2 separate regions of the Homo sapiens genome follow, and region 2 is linked to region 1. The links are chromatin loops, found by intact Hi-C in ENCODE. Cell type or tissue: PC-3. All regions are shown on one strand. Links, peaks and the distances in the headings refer to the core of each region. The heading gives the core; the rest is flanking DNA. Region 1 has its middle 32 kb from the start of LINC02084. Region 2 has its middle 84 kb from the start of LINC02084.

Region 1 (5,380 bases), core at 126-5,125:
TAAAAAAATTTAAAGAATACAGTCAAGAAGTGAGAACACTCAGGGTCTTGAAGTCACTGAGGGGAGGTGTTTCAGTAGCTACTACTATTGCAATGAGTATCAAAGAGAGTCTTCTTGGTAGAATTTCACAAACAGTAATAGAATAGCTCACCTTTACTGTAGATGTATGATGTGCTAGGCACTACATTAACACTTTACATTTGTCTCCTCACCCAACCTCTCCTTACATGTGTGTTAGGCTGTATCAACATTCTGATTTTTACAGATGGGGAAACTGAGGCTTATAGAGAGTAAGAAGCTCTTCTAATACTGCACAGCAAGTGAGCAATGGAAATAGTCTTAGAGTTCAAGATCCTCTTATTCCATCCTTTTAACCTCTCCAAAATATGAAATAAGATGGTACTCAGAGAAATACCTTTGCTCTTTTCCTGGCAAAAAATCTTAGGGAAGGTACACCATAAAGAAACAAACACAGAAGTTCCTCCTGGTGCCTAAAACCCCCAAGTGCCCAAAGTCTAAATAGAGTGTAAACAGTTTGTCCTTACCCACAGTTTTGCTTTCCGAGGTTTCAGTTACCTACAGTCAACTGTGGTCTGAAAATATTACAGTATTTTGAGAGAAAGAGAGATATGACATTCACATAACCTTTTTTGTTTTTGTTTTTTGAGACAGAGTTTTGCTCTTGTTGCCCAGGCTGGAGTGCAATGGCGCGATCTCGGCTCACCACAACCTCCGCCTCCCAGGTTCAAGCGATTCTCTTGCCTCAGCCTCTGGAGTAGCTGGGATTACAGGCATTCACCACCATGCCTGGCTAATTTTGTATTTTTAGTAGAGACAGGTGTTTCCATGTTAGTCAGGCTGGTCTAGAACTCCCAACCTCAGGTGATCCGCCTGCCTTGGCCTCCCAAGGTGTTGGGATTACAGGCATGAACCACTGTGTCCGGCCTTTTTTTTTTGGAGTGCAGTGGCAAGATCTCAGCTCACTGCAACCTCTGCCTCCCAGGTTCAAGCAATTGTCATGTCTCAGCCACCCAAGTAGCTGGGATTACAGGCATGTGCCACCAAGCCCAGCTAGTTTTTATATTTTTAGTGGAGATGGGGTTTTGCCATGTTGGCCAGGCTGGTCTTAAACTTCTGGCCTCAATTGATCCACCTGCCTCAGCCTCCTAAAGTGCTGAGATTACAGGCATGAGCCACTGCACTTGGCCCACATAACTTGTATTTTAGTATATTGTTATAATTGTTCTATTTTATTATTAGTTATTTGTGTTAATCTCTTACTGTGCCTAATTTATAAATTAAACTTTATCATGTGTATCTATGTATAGGAAAAAACATAGTATACATAGGGTTCAGTATTAGCTGCAGTCTCATCCACTAGGGATCTTGGCACACATTCCTTGACGATAAGGGGGAACTACTGTTTAAGTGGCTTCAAGTGACTTTTACAGATCAGTTGAAACCCTCAGCTCCTAGTATATATCCACCCTGGCTTCTTCCCTCTTTGCTTTGCTTGGAGCTTGCTCTGAGTAACTTGTTTTCAGTCATAACTTTTGTATTAAAACAGATGAGGGTGGCCAGGCCAGATGGCTCATGCCTGTATGCCTGTAATCCCAGCACTTTGTGAGGCCAAGGCAGGAGGATCACTTGAGCCCAGGAGTTTGAGACCAGCCTGGGCAACATGGTGAGACCACATCTCCACAAAAAATAAACAAAATCAGCCAGATGTGGTGGTGTGTGCCTGTGGTCCCAGCTACTCAGGGGGCTAACAAGGAAGGCTCTCTTGAGCCTAAGCAGATGAATCTGCAGTGAGCAGTGTTTGTGCCACTGCTCTCCAGCCTGGGCGACAGAGCAAGACTCTGTCTCAAAAAACAAATGAACACACCCACAAAAAAACCACCCCCACCGCTACCAAAATAAACAGATGAGGGTGTGGGACACCCTTTAATTTTGTTTTTCTTAAACTATCTCTACTTCGAGTTCTGGGAACTTGAATAATGTTTTCTCTCTTCCAACTGCACTTAGGGATCTTGTGATCCAGTTCAGTCATAAGCCACTTACAAGCTTATGTGAGATAGAAGCTCCAGCACGTTCATGAAGGCAGCTCATATAACCAAGATCACCCCCTTCCCTTTTCCTTTTCCCACATGCTGACTCCAAGTAAGTTTTTTGTTGTTGTTTTGTTTTCATTTTTTAGAGACAGGGTCTCACTCTGTCAGCTCACTACAGCCTGGGCCTCCTGGGCTCAAGCAGTCCTCCTGCCTCAGCCTCCTGAGTAGGTGGGACCACAGACACATGCCACCACACCTGGCTAATTAAAAAAAAAAATTGTGTGGAGAAGGGGGTCTCACTATGTTGCTCAGGCTGGTCTCCAACTCCTGGCCTCAGCAATCCTCTTGCCTCAGCCTCCCAAAGCAATGAAATTACAAGCATGAGCCACTGCACCAGGCTGCCAAGTGGTTTTTACTAGGAATCAGGACTTTTAAGACTGACAGTGACACAGAAATTGACACTTGCTTTACCCTGCTGGAGCTCATCAAGGACAATGGCAGCCTGTTGGGCATGCTCAGCATGCCAGACCACAGACCAAGGTCTCAGCTTCCCTCTGGAACTCCACTACAAGCAGATCGTATCGGTGAGTGCTTAAACACAGTGGCATGAATAGAGCAGCCCACTGTCTCATTACTTTAAGCACCACGCTTGAGAATTCCAAGCCAACAGAAGAACTCGACCTGTTCCCAAGCCTTTTGTTGCCGTCTCCTAAATCCTGCAAGTCCTCCTCCTTAAACTAAAGGGCTGGGGATTTCAGAAAGGGTGAAGGAAACAGTGCTCTTGAATCAGAAACAAGAACAAGGCACACAGGAACTTTTTCCTGACCTTCAACTTAATCACTTGCCTACCAAGGAGCTAAAAGCATTCACATTTTAATTTTCAAGGAAATGTTTGGTCTCAGTTTTCAGGTTCTTCCTGCTTGACTGGGTGTCCTCATTTCTCTCAGAAAAAAAAAAAAAAAAAAAGACAGTGATGACACAGATCTGCCTGCCCTCTAGTGGGCAACGAAAAGAATTTAAAGTATGACGAAAGACGAGCCTCCAGGGAATTAAGATGACTTTTTAACTTTGCTACATTTCCCCTAACTGACTAGCAGATTGAGTTTTTGCCAACACTGCTCAAACAGAACCTGCAGACCATGTCTACAAGAAGTTGAACTTTTTCTTGATAAAAACAATGACTGGTGGGAGAAAAAAGAGGTGACATCAGAAAACGGGGAAATCACTGGGTTTGGAATGAGCTGTGCATGGCACTGAAGAGTCATGTGACTAGATCTCACCAATCATCAGCTATCTCATATGTCAAACTGGGATAATAGTACCCATTATCATACCAGTGCGGTGAGAATCGAGGACATCTGGAACATATTATTTGTGTTAATTGTGCTTCATCAAGCCATGTGACTTTGGCTAGAGTGCAGTGGCACCATCTCGGTTCACTGCAACCTGCACCGCCTGGGTTCAAGTGATTCTCCTGCCTCAGCCTCCAGAATAGCTGGGACTACAGATGCCCGCCACCACCCCTGGCTAATTTTTGTATTTTTAGTAGGGACGGGATTTCACCATATTGGCCAGGCTGGTCTCAAACTCCTGACCTCAAGTGATCCACCCGCCTTGGCATCCCAAAGTGCTGAGATTACAGGCGTGAGCCACCGCCACCGTTCAAGCCTCGTGACTTTAAAGAGAAGATACCATTATAAAATGAAGGCAGAGGAAGGGTGAAAACAAAGGCACCATCCTGGCTAACACGGTGAAACCCGGTCTCTACTAAAAATACAAAATATTAGCCGGGCGTGGGGGTGGGCGCCTGTAGTCCCAGCTACTCGGGAGGCTGAGACAGGAGAATGGTGTGAACCCGGGAGGCAGAGCTTGCAATGAGCCGAGATCGCGCCACTGCACTCCGGCCTGGGCAACACAGCGAGACTCTGTCTCAAAAAAAAAAAAAAAAAAAAAAGAGAAAAGGAAACAAAGGCACTGAGAAAGAAGCTCAAGCCCACCCACAGAGAACCCTTAAAGACACAAATTCATGTTTCTTGCTTAAATCTTAATTCAATCTGATTCCACAAATAGGTTTACTCTGATACAATTATCAGCAGTACAATTGAAATCTAAAGAAAGAAAAAATGACTTTCCTTCAGGTGTCTGCAATGTAAATGAAAATTAAAGCCTGGATATATGATTGTCTTTTCTCACTTAGTTTGCAATGAAATCAGCCCACCAAAATATAAACTTTTACCTAGCACTCTTTTCAAAAAACTTTTAACACACACATTTTAAAAAATTCTCTCACCTCCTACTTAACCTGAAATCTTGCTTAGAAACAAAGCTAAACTTGGAGTGATAATGGCTTTTCTTTAGCTACAATTCCTAAGGTTAAAAAAAAAAAACAAAATTAAAAACTACTGATGTATGCTATTTAAAAAAATAAAAAGCAGCCATCCTCCCATCTGCCTGCAAACCCCAATGTAAAAAAATAAATAAATAAAAATAAAAAATAAAATACTTTTCTAAACTCTGAAAGAAGATCTAAACTCCGACACTCTGGCCTCAGGACCCAATGTTAAAAAATAAATCTTAGAATTCAATCTTCTGTGACTTTTTTTTTTCTCAAGATTATCTAAATTTGGCTTATTATGAAGACAAGGACAACCATTCAATACTTATTTATTCCCCAATTAATTCACTCAGACATGCCAAAGCTCTGTACACATGATAATGTCTGACATTTCTTGCTTTCTATGGTATAACAGGAAACTTGACATCTCAACAAAAAAGATAAAATGAGGACATATATCATAAGACTATTGAATTCTTCAGGAAGGCAATATTATTTTAAGATTATGCTTCAAAGAATTATAAGCAAAATGAAGAGGCACCATTTCAAAAGCACTGATAGTAAATTAAACTTAAAGGAATAATATTCTGAACACTTATAATAATGTAACTCAAAAACCAATCTGTTCTCACAGAAATCTCCAGGACGTCTAAGATAATTTTAAGAGGTGCAGTGAGCAGTATTCTAATGATAGTAGATGCTGTACTAATTTTAACAGAGTAGGCAATTGTTTTGACTCACTCTGTTTTTCAAATACATGTAAAATTCTTGTTGCTCAAGCTATCAATATTTTACAACAGAAAAAATCTAAGTTGTAATAAATATAGTAAAAGCTAAAATTGTAACAAAACTATCATGCAAGATAAGTTCAGATATATAATAAAGGCAACTTGTATTCAATTGGTGAAAAATTACTGCCTGAAATGTTAGGACCAGAACACCTGTCTGTAAACCCCATTATAAAAAATCAGATGAAGATAACATGGGTGTTCAC
Region 2 (5,380 bases), core at 130-5,129, 53 kb before region 1:
GTGAGACTCTGTCTCGAACAAACAAAAAAACAAATATAGAGGGTAAACCAGGTCTCAAGGCAGATGTGAACCGTGGTGGACAGACTCTAGAGTGGCCCCATGTTCTTTCCCTGAACAATCCTCTCTCCTTCCGTGTAGGAGAAACCTACTACTTGCTTCTAATCAATAGGCTGTGACAAGGCTAATGGCATGTCTCTCCTGTGATTATGTTATGACATATATATGGCTCATCTTGCTAGCATACATCAGAGACAGGCTCTCTATTGCTGGCTTTAGTAGCTGTCACGATGTGAGAGGGCCTATGGAGAGGGCTGTGAGGCAAGGAACCATGGGGGCCTTCAGGAGCTGACTGCAGCCCCTGGCTGACAGCCAGCAAGGAAATGGGATCTCAGTCCTACAAATGAATTCTGCTAACAACCCGAGGGAGCTTGGAAGTGGATCTTCTCCCATTTGAGCCTCTATTGAGGCTGCAACCCTGGCTGACACCTGGATTACAGTGTGGTGAAGACCCCGAAAAAGAGAACCCTGCTAAGCTGTGGCTCTGACTTACAGGAACTGTGGGATTATAAATATGTGTTGTTTTAAAGCACTAAATTTATGGTAATTTGTTACACAACAACAGAACATTTTCTATAAACTTTCATCAGTCAGCAAACATCAGATTATCTGCTCTGTGCCTAGCACTGTGACAAAATGTTTATGGTGGTTTTGAATTTCTCTGAATTTCTCAAATGAACAGACAGAGCAGTTAGGCTATCTAAATCAATCACCTGTAGCAACATTTACAATAAAACTGCATAGCAAGGTATTCTCACAACTCCTAGACACTGTGGGCAAGGACAAACTATCCAAAGCTGCAAGACCCATGTGGGATAAGAAACTGGGATGAAACAGAGGGAAGGTGACTGGGTTTCTGACAGTCATGAGAAAAGGAAAGCACTAAGTCACCAGTGGACACTCACCAGAAAGCAAGGCAGGTCAATCTGAAAATAGCCACTACACTGGAATGGCGTTCTACAAGATCCAATTTGAGTGTGCATGCAAGGAGATGGCAAAGCAGTCGGATCTGACAGTGCTGGAGTCACTGGGGCCCCGAATGCTCTTGAAACACAAACAGGAGCTCCCTTCCAAGACAAAGTTCGGCAGTGAGGAGAAAATGCTGGACGTAATCCAAACTGAGCAGGGCCAGGACAGTAGGGCATGGGACAAAAAGGTTCGGATACAAGTAGGGAAGAAAGCAATCCAGACATGATCAGGTCTAGAAAATTTAAAGTTTCACATACACACACAGAGTTGTTTTCGTTCGTTTGTTTGTTTTGGGGGTGGGGGACAGAATCTTGCAGTTGCTCAGGCTGGAGTGCAGTAGCATGATCTTGGCTCACTGCAACCCTCGCCTCCCTGGTTCAAGTGATTCTCCTGCCTCAGCCTCCCGAGTACCTGGGACTACAGGCTCATGCCACCACCTCTGGCTAATTTTTGTAATTTTAGTAGAGACGAGACTTCACCATGTTGGCCAGGCTGGTCTCAAACTCCTGGACTCAAGCCATCTTCCCACCTCGGCCTCCCAAAGTGCTGGGATTACAGGTGTGAGCCACTGTGCTAGGACTATTTGTTTTTTTAAACACTTTGTAAAAACAGTAGAAGAGCTCTAGAGCTCTGAAGCTAGAAAAGCTATACTGTCACTCCTCCATCCTAACACAGAGGAAAATTTATTTCACTTAAAAAGTTATAAACAGAAACAAACCATGGTGGAATCTTATACAAAATTATTAAAAGAAAAAGGAGGCCGGGTGCGGTGGCTCATGCCTGTAATCCCAGCACTTTGGGAGGCTAAGGCGGGTGGATCACCTGAGGAAGAGGAGTTCAAGACCAGCCTGACCAACATGGTGAAACCCCATCTCTACTGAAAATACAATATTAGCCAGGCATGGTGGTGCGTGCCTGTAATCCCAGCTACTTGGAAGGCTGAGGCAGGAGAACTGCTTGAACTCAGTGGCTCCCACCTGTAATCCCAGCTACTCAGGAGGATTGCTTGAGCTCAGGAGGTCAAGTTTGAAGTGAGCTAAGATTATGCCACTGCACTCCAACCTGGGTGACAGAGCAGGACCTCATCACCCAACACCAAAAAAGAGAGAGATACACATAGAGAGAGACACACATAGAGACAAAACCCCATTAAAAAGTAGGGTTAGGTCAAATAAAAATGATACAATCTGATTATTACAAATTAACTTTTTTCTATCCCCTGTAACTCCCAGCAAAATGCTGGCACATTAAACAAATAAACAAATAAGTTCAATTTGTTAAAAAAAAAATGGGCAAAAGCCTTAAACAGACATTTCACACACACACACACAAACATATATATAGCCAAATAGCATATGACAAATTGTTTATAAGGGAAATATAAGTTAAAACCACAATGAGATTTCACTTCCTGCCGGCTACAAAGGCTAAAATAAAAAGTTCTTGTAATACCAAATTTTGGCAGGGATGTGGTGTAACTGGAGCACCCATACATTTTTATTAGAAGTGTTAAATAGCATAACTACTTTGGAAAACAATGTGACCGTTTCTTATAAAGTTAAGCATATACTACCCTTACCATATGATCTAGCTGTTCTATTTCTAGCTATTTATTCAAGAGAAACAAAAAGTTATGCTCAATAATAGACCTGTATGCACATAGTTACGGCTTTATTCATAATGGTCCCAAATTGGAAACAAATCAAATATATCCATTAACAGATAAACAGATAAGCAAATTACAGTATATTTACACAATGGAGCATTACTCATCCACAAAAATGAATGTATTATTGATACAGGCAACATCGTGGACACATCTTTAAAACATGCTAAACAAAAGAAGTCAGACACCAAACAGTACATACTGCATGGTTGCATTTATATAAATTTCTGTAGCTAAAACCAACATATAGTGACCAGTAACTGCCTGATAGAAGGGATTTACAAACGGGCATAAAGATATTTTCTGAAGTGATGGAAATTTTCTATATGTTTATTGGGGTGCTGCTTGGATGGGTTTCTACTTTGTCAAGTCTTTACCTGTATACTTAAAATGTGTGAATTTTATTGTATATGAATTATACCTCAAGAAAGTTTACATAAAATAAATTTATATTTTTTGTTCTGTCCACTGAAAAGGACTAGCAACAGTAACCAATTATTGCCGAAGGGTAGGCCTAGCACCCAGATTGTGACTCCCTGAAGAAATGGCTAATTCCAACCGGAATCATTGTACATTTCCATATAAAAATAAGCCTACCACACTTTGTCATGCCATAAAGCAAGGCAGCTCTTAAAGACTACGAGGGTCATGTTAAAAAGACTTAGATGCCGTACTTAGTAGGCTCCCACTGGTCAAAGACGAAACAAATTGAACATCAATAATGACTTAAAATTCTCAGATATGTTTAAATCTGTAAGTTCACTAAAAAACCCCATCGCATTAACATTGAATATCTTTGAAGAATGCTAGGAAACAACTTCATTAATTTTTAAACAGACAAATGAATAAAATGTTTATCTTGCCTTCACTATGCAAAAAATAACCAAATAGTTGATATGGGAAATTTTTCTTTACAGAGAAATTCCAGCTAATAAATAAAGAATGAGTGATAGAGTTAGAATATCACCATTTGAATTACTGGATCTAGGCAATGATCACTAGGGGTTGATAACATCACCAAAAAGGAGACAATCAGACATTACGCACTTTCCAGGAAAAAGACACAGCACCACCTATGGTGTTGTCTTGCCAAAAAAAATAATAATTGAGGCTAAATCTGATCAAGCCTCCTGATCTGACTGCACATTTACAGGAAATATGAGACACAGAGAAACGTGTTAAATGGTACCACAGGGATGCAGCAAGCAAGATACAGACTGTAGGAAATGTTTCCTATCAAATGATTCAAGTGACTTCAACAAAAAAAACTGCAAAGAGAGAAGAAAAAAAGAGATGGAAGAAGGATAGATAGTTTAAAAGAAATGAGACCAAACAATCATGATGCATAGACATTATCCTGATGTGGAATGAAATAAAGAAAATATAAAAGCAATATGTAAAAATTCAAACACTGGTTATTTGATTATAGTAAAGAATTATCATTAATTTTTTAGGTTTGGAAGTGGCGGGATTTTTTTAAGATATTAGTAGAGTCTGGAATTTGCACCAAAATAATAAAAGTGTGGGGACTGAGTGGGGATATACGTGAAATAAGACTGGCCATCTACTGATTATTGTTGAAGCTGGGTTATGGGTATATTTGGCTCATTAAGCTAGGGTCTGTGTTTTTGTGTACGTTTTAAAATTTTATCATAAAAAGTGGAAAATAAAAGCAATCCGTTTGAGAAAAGACCGATACATCTGAAATAATTACCAAATTGTGACAAATAGTTAAATGGTAGGACACACAGATAGGTTTAAATACAAAGCAAAATCTTTTTTTTTTTTTTTTTTTTTTTTTTGAGACGGAATCTCGCTCTGTCGCCCAGGCTGGAGTGCAGTGGCGCGATCTCGGCTCACTGCGAGCTCCGCCTCCTGGGTTCACGCCATTCTCCTGCCTCAGCCTCTCCAAGTAGCTGGGACTACAGGCACCCTCCCCCAAGCCCGGCTAATTTTTTTTTTTTTTTTTTGTATTTTTAGTAGAGACGGGGTTTCACCGTGGTCTTGATCTCCTGACCTCGTGATCCGCCCGCCTCGGCCTCCCAAAGTGCTGGGATTAGAAGCGTGAGCCACCGCGCCCGGCCAGCAAAATCTTATCCCCAAAATTATCTTTCAGAAAAGGAGTAACTGGACTTAAATTCTAGTCCTTATAAGTCTTTCACATTATGGGCTCTGTCTCAATGACTTCATTTTGAACAACAAATTATTGATGGAGAATAACATATTAACCTGAAACCACTTCAGTCAATACTAGCTTGACATGTTTATAGATATCAAGTGATAAAGTTGTTTCAAAAAGGAATGCAGAGGTTTAACAAAGATATGGTAATTATTCCAAAGGTTATAGCCTCTCAGTTAAAGATGTTGGCTGTATTATAAAGAAGATAGTTTAAACCAAGATTTTTTAAAAAGGCAATTCAGTAATTATATTGAGGAAATCATAAATATAAGCAAATAGTCCTAATATGTGAATAGCTACTTATAGTTTGGGATAAATTTTCTAGCAATAGCTCAATACAGGATTTCGAAAAGGAAATCTTACTTATCTGGAAGTAAAGAACTTAGCTGGAAGTGAAGATGATACCATCTGAACACTGCATTTGATGACTCAAAATGTGGCCTTAGTGATGACTAAGAAATTAAGTTGCACCTAGGAGTTTTGTTTAAACTGTCTCACGGAATGTGATA

What was found. Hi-C counts contacts between places; a loop is a spot of excess contacts. Peaks named below come from ENCODE experiments on the same cell type or tissue, not always from the same donor. Only the 100,000 strongest peaks of a DNase experiment are listed, where the experiment ranks them.
Region 2: it touches region 1 in a loop (4-fold over the local background); 6 of 110 quality-filtered maps call a loop at or near these places.

What each region holds. Positions count from the first base shown.
Region 1 is chr3:27,678,328-27,683,707 of GRCh38, forward strand. No RefSeq gene overlaps it. Among named protein-coding and RNA genes, the nearest start is that of LINC02084, 32 kb to the right of the region's middle. In PC-3, for the core only: a CTCF peak has its summit at 3,074 (motif pointing left); a DNase peak (open chromatin) is centred at 3,034; H3K4me3 peaks cover 504 bases; H3K27ac peaks cover 533 bases.
Region 2 is chr3:27,625,772-27,631,151 of GRCh38, forward strand. No RefSeq gene overlaps it. Among named protein-coding and RNA genes, the nearest start is that of LINC02084, 84 kb to the right of the region's middle. In PC-3, for the core only: no CTCF peak of the experiment used is centred there; DNase peaks (open chromatin) are centred at 270 and 2,480; H3K4me3 peaks cover 545 bases; H3K27ac peaks cover 3,082 bases.